Regions from separate parts of the Homo sapiens genome. Here region 2 is linked to region 1. Evidence: read pairs that join two places in POLR2A ChIA-PET (ENCODE). Cell type or tissue: GM12878. All regions are shown on one strand. Each heading gives the region's core, and the rest is flanking DNA. Links, peaks and the distances in the headings are about the cores only.

Region 1 (5,882 bases), core at 596-5,595:
CCTTTGGCTGTTGGTTACCATTTTGTAGGCTCCTCCCAGGATTATATATTTAGAAATAGATATTTGGCATTTTATACTTTAAAAAACCCAACTTCTGGGAAATCTTCTGTTTCCCTACAATAAATATGTACAGTTTTGTGGAGCACCTATAATACAACAAAATGAATTGGTCATGTTTTTCATGCTTCAATTATTGTACCGTTGATGGCAGAAACTAACAGGAGCTTTTTAGAATCTATTCAACTTCATATTGTTTTTGTGTTAATATCAGACAACATTTTATTATAAGAAATGTACAAAATAGTAAAAGTTGCAAAGATTCTTGGCAAAACAGTTGACCAGATTTTTAAATTATTGTAGTTCATGATTTCCTCATTTACTCATTCAGTAAGCACTGAGGACCAGGCTCTGCAGGCCACCCTGAATATAGAAGAGTCCCTGTCCTGAAGGCATTCACAGAGCAGGGATGAGATAAAGCAGCAAACATTATAGTATAATGTCATAAGTGACAAGATAAGTGCAGGGAGCCACGGGAGCATGCAGGGTGAGAAAGAAACAAATATGGATCTGGTGGTCAGAAGGAGAAGAAAGATATTTTGGTATAAGGACTGTTTAAAACAGGAAAGAAGGAGGAACAAGGTTTTTTTTTTTTTAAGTTTTGTTGCTAACATTAGGCTTGATTTTATTGTGTTTAGGAGATTTTTTTTTTATTTATGTTAGTGGCATGAGGTAAAGTATTATAATAAACTCAATACAGAGATGTAATAATAACAACTAAAATTTATTCAGTGTTTCTGTGGCAATTAAAAGAGTGAGTATAAGTGCCAGATGGCTTGACTTTCAAAACCACTCATGTCAGATATTTGCTGTGTTATTAGGTTTAGGTATATTAATTGTGCTTTATTTTCCCCATTTATAAAATGGCTGTGAGAGTCATCTATATGTTATAGATCTGTGGTGATGTTTCAATAAGTTAATTATCCAAAGGACTTACAAGAGTGCTTATTCATATTGAGTGCTCAATAAACTTTAGATATTATTATTATTATTATTATTTTGAGACAGGGTCTCACTCTATTGCCCAGGCTGGAGTGCAGTGGTGTGATCTTGGTTCACCACAACCTTGGCCTCCTGGGCTCAAGCAGTTCTCCCACCTCAGCCCTCCAAGTAGTTAGGACTACAGGCATGTGCCACTATGCCTGGCTAATTTTGGTATTTTTTGTAGAGATGGGGTTTTGCCTTGTTGCCCAGGCTGACCTTGAACTTCTGGGCTCATGTGATTTGCTCCCCTGTGCCTCCCATAGTGCTGGGATTACAGGCGTGAACCATCACACCCAGCTATTATTATTATTTGGATAATCTCATTTAATTTTTTCATTAATCTGATAATATAATGTGGTAGACAGAATAATGGCCACCAAGATATCCACATCCTAATCCTGGAACTTGTGAACATATTACCTTATATGGCCAAAAGGAATTTACCAATATGATTAAATTAAGATTTTGAGATGGGGGGATTACCTTGATAATTATGTTGAGCCCAGTGTCATCACATGGATCCTTAGAAGAGGCAGGCGAGTCAGAGAAGGAGATGGGATGAAGGAAGCAGAGGGATAGAGTCAGAGATCTGAAGATGCTCTGCTGCAGCCTAGCAAGATGGAAGGAACCATGAGGCAAGGAATGTGGGCAGATTCTAGAACCTGGAAATGAAAGGAAATGGATTTTCTCCTGGAGCTCCTGGCAGGAATGTGGCCCCCCTGACATCTTGATTCTGGTCTGGTTGAACCCATTTAATTGGAATTCTGACCTACCAGATCTGTAAGATGATACATTTGTGGCATTTTAAGCCACTGATGATTTTTCTTTTCTTTTCTTTCTTTCTTTTTTTTTTTTTTTCCCCAGAATTCATCAAGCACAAAGTTTATTTTGAGGGTATCTGAGTCTGGTTTTCAGAAGAATGCCTAACCCATGTTGGGAAGAGCCCCACATTTTCTTCTCTGTCAAGACTTTTTGGAACTCAATACCTTACACACAACAGCTCACCAACACCGATTGCTGCTTGGCTCAACATAGACAAATAAATTCAAGCTAGGAAGAAGGGATAGGAAATAAGACATTGAAATTCTATCACTATCTTTCCATAATCCTCTTAGAACAGAATTACAGTTTTTCTTTTCTATTTTTTAAACCATTTATTTATTTAATTTTCTGTTTTATTTTACTTTAAGTTCTGGGATACATGTGCTGAACATGCAGGTTTGTTACATAGGTATACATGTGCCATGGTGGTTTGCTGCGCCTATCAACCCGTCATCTAGGTTTTAAGCCCCGCATGCATTAGGTAGCCACTGATTTTGCACAGTATCAATAGAAAACAAATACAAATAGGCATTATTTCCATGTCACAAAGGAAGGAATGTGTTCTGGGGGATTAAGTTATTGCCAAGATTATTGGAAGCTGTGGGGTGCCCACAGGGCTGTGGACTGATAGGCTTTATGATGGAAGCAGTCACACAGAGAAGGAACCAGGGCTTTCCAACTCTATGTGCAGCCTTCCAAGCAGCCCCTGATTTTAGCCTCCCTCCTGCAGCTGACTGTGTGTACAAGACTGGGGCTTTTCCAGGGTCTTTAAGGCAGCCACTGCTTCTGTTATCCTTAGCTGTCATTCCTGTAAGAAGCCCACCACTAGCTTTTCCACACTGTTAGATCACTTCACATTTTTCTAGCCCCTTGTCTTTTTCTAAAAGTGGTAGAAATCTGTCTTCCATGGATTCCTCTTTCATTCTTGCTGTCTTTGTGAATTTATGCTTTTTTTTCCTTTCATTTTCTGTAATTTTAGTAAGAGTTCATCAGGAAACAGTCATCAGTGGCCAGCTAACTATTCCCAACTCAAGCAGCATATCAATTTTTGACCCATGGCAGTGCCTCCTCTCACTTCAGCACTCTCAAAAGACTGCTGCAAACAGTAACGTAAATTCACCCAACATGACCGCAGTGCAAAAGCGTCTCACATGGTCTTTATGAAAGCACCCACAGTTATCGCTCTTTAGTAACCTTTCCATACAGTAGAACAGTAGGCAGGAGGCAAAATGCTCCTCCACACTCTGTCAAAATATGTGTGATGGATATGTTTCATATTTTGGATAAGTTCCTATGAATTCACCTATATTTTTATAACCGTTCTAGGAATTTATTTATACTTTCATGAGCTCCTTCCTCATATTTGAGGAGAGAAGGGAAATTGTAGTGTATACTTTTTGTGGGGGGTTGTGGTGTGTGTCAGAGTGTCATGGTATTCATGAGGATCTAGTATAAAAGCTTGTGATTACTGCAAATAAAGATGACCAAAATTGGTCACTTAATAAGTAACAGATAACATGATTAATCAAAATTTTAAAATTTGTGTTTTTAAACAATTATTTTTCAGACCTCTACACCACAGACAGTAGTAACAAGGGGAACAGGTAAATATTGAGAGAATATAAAAAACTTTAGTGTTTAAATTATAATACATAGTATGTTTACTTTTTAACTTATGTTAGCAAATTTCTATGCTTGTATGAAATTGGCAGTTGAAACTATTAGATTTTTTACAAACAGTTATGTCCAGAGCTTCTGTCTCCTTCTTTTCAGTCTCAAGAATAATATAACCTTTTTTAAAAAAATACTACCTTCTTCATACATAATGGGTAAAGATAAGCACTATATTGGATCCTTATTTGAAGTGTTCAGTTCCCAGCTTTCTCAGTGTAATTCCATTCCTCTTTAACTCCCACTTGGACAAAAGTACATATGAATGAATAAAATTGATGTTGTAGCAAGAATCCAAAATTTACTGTGCTTTATCGAAATGAGTAATTCTTTCCAAAAACTTGCTGTGATTCAAATGATCATGTTATATCCCCATGTTTCCACATAGAGGCTGAGAATAGTTAACTTGGAACCTTCTATGGAGAAGGGAAGAGGCTGGTTATTCCTTACATTAGAATACAAAGGAAGTTAAATTACAAAGGAAGATGACTATGATGTGGCATAGAGTTTTACAAGTGAGATAATAATTATACGATATAGGGTAGTTCTGATTATCAGAGAACAAAGTTCCAACAAATTGAGTTTAATGATCTAATTGGCTTTTATTAGTGATTCATGGATTGGGCGGCTTCTCCTCTGTGAAGTAGGAAGGTGCTCTGCTGAGCTGAGCAGAGGGAGCTGGCTTTATAGGCAGAAAAGGACTGAATTAAGAACAAAAAGTAGATTAATTGTTTCAAAGTTACTTTCCCTACAGGGTAAAAACAGAGGGGATTTCTTTATCATGCTGGCTCAGGTAGACTAGGCCCTTTTCTGTTGGAATCTCCTATTTTATTTTGAAAATTGGCCCATTTTAAAATTCAGCTTATGTGACACCTAGCATGAATGACTCCATTTTAGTTTTGTCTGGTCTTTGGGCTTAGTGCAGGAGCTTAGTCCAAAACAGTGGCCTGTGGTAGGAAATTTCTTTAACATGGTTTAATACCTGTGTCAATACAGTGAATATTATCTTTAATCTGCTCATCAAAGGGTTTGATGATTAAATGAGCTAATGCCTACATAACATTAAGAGTCTCAGATTAAAAGAGTGCTAAAATATTTAGTTTCTTCCTGCTAGTGAATGTAAGCTGTGTTTGAATAAACATACTGTAAGTTTAGTATGTGTTTTATATGTATTCCATCCATAAATTCATTTAACAAATACTAATTGCACACTGATCATGTATCAGCCACTGTTCAGTGTGTTTGCAATACTGTGTTTACAGCAATGAACAAGGCAAGGTAGGCAGGGGAAAGAATCTGTAGAGCATATTAAATAATTTGGATTTTATTCTAACTATGAAGGAAGCCATTGGAAGATTTACTGTAGGAAAGTTACATAATTTGTAAATATATACTGAATTATATAATTTGTAAATAGAAGGCTGTATTCTCTGCATGCAATGAATTATTTGGAAAAACGAAGTTAACAGTCTTGGGGGAGGCTATTAGAGGAGTCCAGGGGAAAAATGATGGTGGCTTGAGTTGGGGTTAAAAAAAGGGGAAATGCAAAGCTGCAGCCCCAGAAAGTAGTGTCTATGAGACTTACGATGGAATGGACAGATATAGGGGGCAAAGGAAAGAAAGGAATCAATCATGAGAATAATGTTTTTGGCCTGAGCAAGTATGTAGATGCTAAAGATAGAGAAGTATGGGAAGAACAGATTTCAGGAGTGGGGAATCAGCAGGTCAAATCAGAAGTTAGATTTCTAGTCTGGAGTTCAAGTGTGAGGTTAGTATATAGGGAAGGTAGATTTGGGTTTCATTGCAATAGAGACGACATTTAAAGCCCAAGAGTAGATGATACAATATCTGTGCAAGCAGAGAAAAAGGTTCCAGGACTGAACCCTGGAATATTCCCATAATTTAGAGGCTAAGCAAGAAGATGGGTTCTGCAGTTGAAACTAAGGAAGGACCATAGGCATAGAAACTGAGAGATCATGGTGTCATAGAAGCCAACAAAAGTGTTTTGATAAAACAATGAATCTTTGCACATGAGGTAAGTTGACCTCATGACTTCCTTCTCTTCATGAAGCAATTTTGCATAATCATTAACTACTCATTGCTACTGAGAGTTCAGCTGTGACAGGGAGAGAGAAGTGACTGATGGATTTAGGATCATGGAGGTTGTTGATTATACTAACAAGCAGAAGCCCAGTTTGATTGGTTTAAAAGGAAAATGGAAACTAAAAAAATGGAAGTAGTGAGTATGGGGACTCTTTCAAGAAACGTTCGTAGGAAGTAGAACAGAGAAATAGGTTGGTAGCTTGGAAAAATTATACTAGGTTATATCAGAAAATAGATTATACTGG
Region 2 (5,882 bases), core at 458-5,457, 120 kb before region 1:
TGGATTTGTCTTGTCTAATTTAATTGAATTTGTAGCACAGCTATAAATTTTTTATTAAAAAATTAATTCTTCCTGGCCAGGCAAGGTGGCTCACGCCTGTAATCCCAGCACTTTGAAAGGCTAAGGCGGGCAGATCACCTGAGGTCAGGAGTTTAAGACCAGCCTGGCCAACATGGTGAAACCCCGTCTCTATAAAAATACAAAAATTAGCCTAGCATGATGGTGGGTGCTTGTAATCCCAGCTACCCAGGAGGCTGATGTGGGAAAAGTGCTTGAGCCCAAGACTGGAAGTTTGCAGTGAGCTGAGATCATGCCATTGCACTCCAGCCTGGGCAAAAGAGCAAGACTCCATCTAAAAAAAAAAAAAGATTTTTCTAATTAGTTATATATTCAGGTAGAAGGGAGGACAAATTCTTATTGAACCAATACAAATAACTACATAGTCACAAAAAGTAAATGTTTTTATTAAAGAAACTTTGTGTAAGAATTAACCAATATTGCTAATTAAGAGTATGTTAATAGACAAAACCAAATATTGTATGTCACAATTCTTTACAAAATAATTATTTGTATGTTTTTCTTGGCAATTTATTAGCTTTGTTTTTATATTAAGAATTTCTACAAGGTATTTTTTTCCTCAACACTAAGAATTCAGAGTGTTTTATTTAGTTTTTACAAATTCAATAATTTGTAAATTTAATTGGAGGTTAAAGATAGATTAAGAAGAAAGAAAATGGGTTTCTCTCATGTTCATTAAAGTAGAAAATTAAACTAACCTCAATTAAATCGCTTTATTGAGGTCCTTTAATCCTAAATAACAACCTCTTGTCATGCTGGTCTTGAGTTAAGCAGTCTGCTTTCATGAATTCATCTGCTTCTACATTGTGAGTGTCTTGGAAATCCTGACTCATTTACTTGGTATAGTTGGAATATTGTTTGTGGGGACAAGGTCAGCCTATTCTTGGAGGCCTATATCCATGAGTCAATTTCCTGTGGTATCAACAGTATCAACAGTGTCTGCTACGGTTTTTACTGGAGCTCTTTTGATATTTCTTCCAGATGACTTAAATTCTGATTGGCGCTTTGTAGAAAGGCTTTTAGGTATGCTTAAAGGGAAAGAAGGGCTGGGCACAGTGGCTCATGTCTGTAATCCCAACACTTTAGGAGGCTGAGGCAGGTGGATCACTTGAGGTCCGGAGTTTGAGACCAGCCTGGACAACATGGTGAAACCCTGTCTCTACTGAAAATAGAAAAATTAGCCATGCGTGGGGGTGGGCACCTGAATATAGCTACTCAGGAGGCTGAGGTAGGAGAACAGCTTGAACCCGACAGGCAGAGTTTGCGGTGAGCTGAGATCACACCACTGCACTCTAGCCTGGGCAACAGAGAGAGATTCCATCTAAAAAAAAAAAAAAAAGCAGCGGGGATAGGGGGAGGAGATGTTGTTGATAATAAAACTGTAAAGTTTGGTTAATTTTTTGTCATAGCAAACAACATCACAATGGGGGATAGTGGCATTCTCTGTTGAGGCATAATACATACTCATTTAATGAAATTTTAATCAGTGATTACCATAAAAGACAGAACACATTAAGAACAATTAGTGCATCCTGATACCTCTCCAGGGCCTTTAATTTTCCCCACAAAGCAGATATTATTATTTGTCACCAACTGATGTTTACTTCTTTTTTTTAATTATTGTACTTTAAGTTTTAGGGTACATGTGCACAACGTGCAGGCTTGTTACATGTGAATACATGTGCCATGTTGGTGTGCTGCACCTATTAACTTGTCATTTGCATTAGGTATATCTCCTAACGCTATCCCTCCCCCCTCCCCCCACCCCACAACAGCCCCCGGTGTGTGATGTTCCCTTTCCTGTGCCCATGGGTTCTCATTGTTCAATTCCCACCTATGAGTGAGAACATGCGGTGTTTGGTTTTTTGTCCTTGCAATAGTTTCCTGAGAATGATGGTTTCCAGCTTCATCCATGTCCCTACAAAGGACGTGAACTCATCATTTTTTATGGCTGTATAGTATTCCATGGTTTATATGTGCCACATTTTCTTAATCCAGTCTATCATTGATGGACATTTGGGTTGGTTCCAAGTCTTTGCTATTGGGAATAGTGCCACAATAAACGTACGGGTGCACGTCTCTTTATAGCAGCATGATTTATAATCCTTTGGGTACATACCGAGTAATGAGATGGCTGGGTCAAATGGTATTTCTAGTTCTAGATCCCTGAGGAATCACCACACCAACTTCCACAATGGTTGAACTAGTTTACAGTCCCACCAACAGTGTAAAAGTGTTCCTATTTCTCCACATCCTCTCCAGCACCTGTTGTTTCCTGACTTTTTAATGATCACCATCCTAACTGGTGTGAGATGGTATCTCATCGTGGTTTTGATTTTCATTTCTCTGATGGCCAGCGATGATGAGCATTTTTTCATGTGTTTTTTGGCTGCACTAATGTCTTCTTTTGAGAAGTGTCTGTTCATATCCTTCGCCCACATTTTGATGGGGTTGTTTGTTTATTTCTTGTAAATTTGTTTGAGTTCATTGTAGATTCTGGATATTAGCCCTTTGTCAGATGAGTAGGTTGCAAAAATTTTCTCCCATTCTGTAGGTTGCCTGTTCACTCTGCTGGTGGTTTCTTTTGCTGTGCAGAAGCTCTTTAGTTTAATTAGATCCCATTTGTCAATTTTGGCTTTAGTTGCCATTGCTTTTGGTGTTGTAGACATGAAGTCCTTGCCCATGCCTATCTCCTGAATGGTATTGCCTGGGTTTTCTTCTAGGTTTTTTATGGTTTTAGGTCTAGCATGTAAGTCTTTAATCCATCTTCAATGAATTTTTGTATAAGGTGTAAGGAAGGGATCCAGTTTTAGCTTTCTGCATATGGCTAGCCAGTTTTCCCAGCACCATTTATTAAATAGGGAATCCTTTCCCCATTGCTTGTTTTTATTAGGTTTCTCAAAGATCAGATAGTTGTAGACATGTGGCATTATTTCTGAGGTCTCTGTTCTGTTCCATTGGTCTATATCTCTGTTTTGGTACCAGTACCATGCTGTTTTGGTTACTGTAGCCTTCTAGTATAGTTTGAAGTCAGGTAGTGTGATGCCTCCAGCTTTGTTCTTTTGGCTTAGGATTGACTTGGCAATGTGGGCTCTTTTTTGGTTCCATGTGAACTTTAAAGTAGATTTTTCCAATTCTGTCAAGAAAGTCATTGGTAGTTTGATGGGGATGGCATTGAATCTATAAATTACCTTGGGCAGTATGGCCATTTTCACGATATTGATTCTTCCTATCCATGAGCATGGAATGCTCTTCCATTTGTTTGTATCCTCTTACATTTTGTTCAGCAGTGGTTTGTAGTTCTCCTTGAGGAGGTCCTTCATGTCCCTTGTAAGTTGGATTCCTAGGTATTTTATTCTGTTTGAAGCAATTGTGAATGGGAGTTCACTCCTGATTTGGCTCTCTGTTTGTCTGTTATTGGTGTATAAGAATGCTTGTGATTTTTGCACATTGATTTTGTATCCTGAGACTTTGCTGAAATTGCTTATCAGCTTAAGGAGATTTTGGGCTGAGACGATGGGGCTTTCTAGATATACAATCATGTCATCTGCAAACAGGGACAATTTGACTTCCTCTTTTCCTAATTGAATACCCTTTATTTCCTTCTCCTGCCTGACTGCCCCGGCCAGAAATTCCAACACTACATTGACTAGGAGTGGTGAGAGAGGGCATCCCTGTCTTTTGCCAGTTTTCAAAGGGAATGCTTCCAGTTTTTGTCCATGCAGTATGATATTGGCTGTGGGTTTGTCATAGATAGCTCTTATTATTTTGATATATGTCCCATCAATACCTAATTTATTGAGAGTTTTTAGCATGAAGCGTTGTTGAATTTTGTCAAAGGCCTTTTCTGCATCTAATGAGATAGTCATATGGTTTTTGTCTTTAGTTCTGTTTATATGCTGGATTACGTTTATTGATTTTCATATTTTGAACCAGCCTTGCATCCCAGGGATGAAGCCCACTTGATCATGGTGGATAAGCTTTTTGATGTGTTGCTGGATTCAGTTTGCCAGTTTTTATTGAGGATTTTTGCATCAATGTTCATCAAGGATATTGGTCTAAAATTGTCTTTTTTTGTTGTGTCTCTGCCCAGCTTTGGTATCAGGACGATGCTGGCCTCATAAAATGAGTTAGGGAGGATTCCCTCTTTTTCTATTGATTGGAATAGTTTCAGAAGGAATGGTACCAGCTCCTCCTTGTACCTCTGGTAGAATTTGGCTGTGAATCCATCTGGTCCTGGACTTTTTTTGGTTGGTAAGCTATTAATTATTGCCTCAATTTCAGAGCCTGTTATTGATCTATTCAGAGATTCAACTTCTTCCTGGTTTAGTCTTGGGAGGGTGTATGTGTCGAGGAATTTATCCATTTCTTCCAGAGTTTCTAGTTTATTTGCATAGAGGTGTTTATAGCATTCTCTGATGGTAGTTTGTACTTCTGTGGGATTGGTGTTGACATCCCCTTTGTCATTTTTTATTGCATCTATTTGATTCTTCTCTCTTTTCTTCTTTATTAGTCTTGCTAGCGGTCTATCAATTTTGTTGATCTTTTCAAAATAACAGCTCCTGTATTCATTGATTTTTTGAAAGGTTTTTTGTGTCTCTATTTCCTTCAGTTCTTATCTGATCTTAGTTATTTCTTGCCTTCTGCTAGCTTTTGAATGTGTTTGCTCTTGCTTCTCTAGTTCTTTTAATTGTGATGTTAGGGTGTCAATTTTGGATCTTTCCTGCTTTCTCTTGTTGGCATTTAGTGCTATAAATTTCCCTCTACACACTGCTTTGAATGTGTCCCAGAGATTCTGGTATTTTGTGTCTTTGTTCTCATTGGTATCAAAGAAAATCTTTATTTATGCCTTCATTTCATTATGTACCCAGTAGTCATTCAGGAGCAGGTTGTTCAGTTTCCATGTAGTTGAGCGATTTTGAGTGAGTTTCTTAATCCTGAGCTCTAGTTTGATTACACTGTGTTCTGAGAGACAGTTTGTTATAATTTCTGTTCTTTTACATTTGCTGAGGAGTGCTTTACTTCAAACTATGTGGTCAATTTTGGAATAGGTGTGGTGTGGTGCTGATAAGAATGTGTAATCTGTTGATTTGGGGTGGAGAGTTCTGTAGATGTCTATTAGGTCCACTTGGTGCAGAGCTGAGTTCAATTCCTGGATATCCTTGTTAACTTTCTCTCTCATTGATATGTCTAATGTTGACAGTGGGGTGTTAAAGTCTCCCTTTATTATTGTGTGGGAGTCTAAGTCTCTTTGTAGGTCACTAAGGACTTGCTTTATGAATCTGGGTGCTCCTGTATTGGGTGCATATATATTTAGGATAGTTAGGTCTTCTTGTTGAATTGATCCCTTTACCATGATGTAATGGCCTTCTTTGTCTCTTTTGATCTTTGTTGGTTTAAAGTCTGTTTTATCCGAGACTGGGATTGCAACCCCTGCCTTTTTTTGTTTTCCATATGCTTGGTAGATCTTCCTCCATCCCTTTATTTTGAGCCTATGCGTGTCTCTGCACGTGAGATGGGTTTCCTGTATACAGCACACTGGTGGGTCTTGACTCTTTATCCAATTTACCAGTCTGTGTCTTTTAATTGGAGCATTTAGCCCATTTACATTTAAGGTTAGTACTGTTATGTGTGAATTTGATCCCATCATTATGATGTTAGCTGGTTATTTTGCTTGTTAGTTGATGCAGTTTCTTCCTAGCCTTGATGGTCTTTACAATTTGGCATGTTTTTGCAGTGGCTGGTACCAGTTGTTCCTTTCCATATTTAGTGCTTCCTTCAGGAGCTCTTTTGCGGCAGGCCTG

Evidence for each region. Peaks named below come from ENCODE experiments on the same cell type or tissue, not always from the same donor. Only the 100,000 strongest peaks of a DNase experiment are listed, where the experiment ranks them.
Region 2: POLR2A ChIA-PET joins it to region 1 with 5 read pairs; 2 of 35 experiments call an interaction of 5 or more read pairs at or near these places.

The regions. Positions count from the first base shown.
Region 1 is chr5:50,712,201-50,718,082 of GRCh38, forward strand. The region is part of intron 2 of PARP8 (poly(ADP-ribose) polymerase family member 8); the gene reads left to right. Among named protein-coding and RNA genes, the nearest start is that of PARP8, 49 kb to the left of the region's middle. In GM12878, for the core only: no CTCF peak of the experiment used is centred there; no DNase peak of the experiment used is centred there; H3K4me3 peaks cover 424 bases; H3K27ac peaks cover 1,075 bases.
Region 2 is chr5:50,594,425-50,600,306 of GRCh38, forward strand. No RefSeq gene overlaps it. Among named protein-coding and RNA genes, the nearest start is that of PARP8, 69 kb to the right of the region's middle. In GM12878, for the core only: no CTCF peak of the experiment used is centred there; no DNase peak of the experiment used is centred there.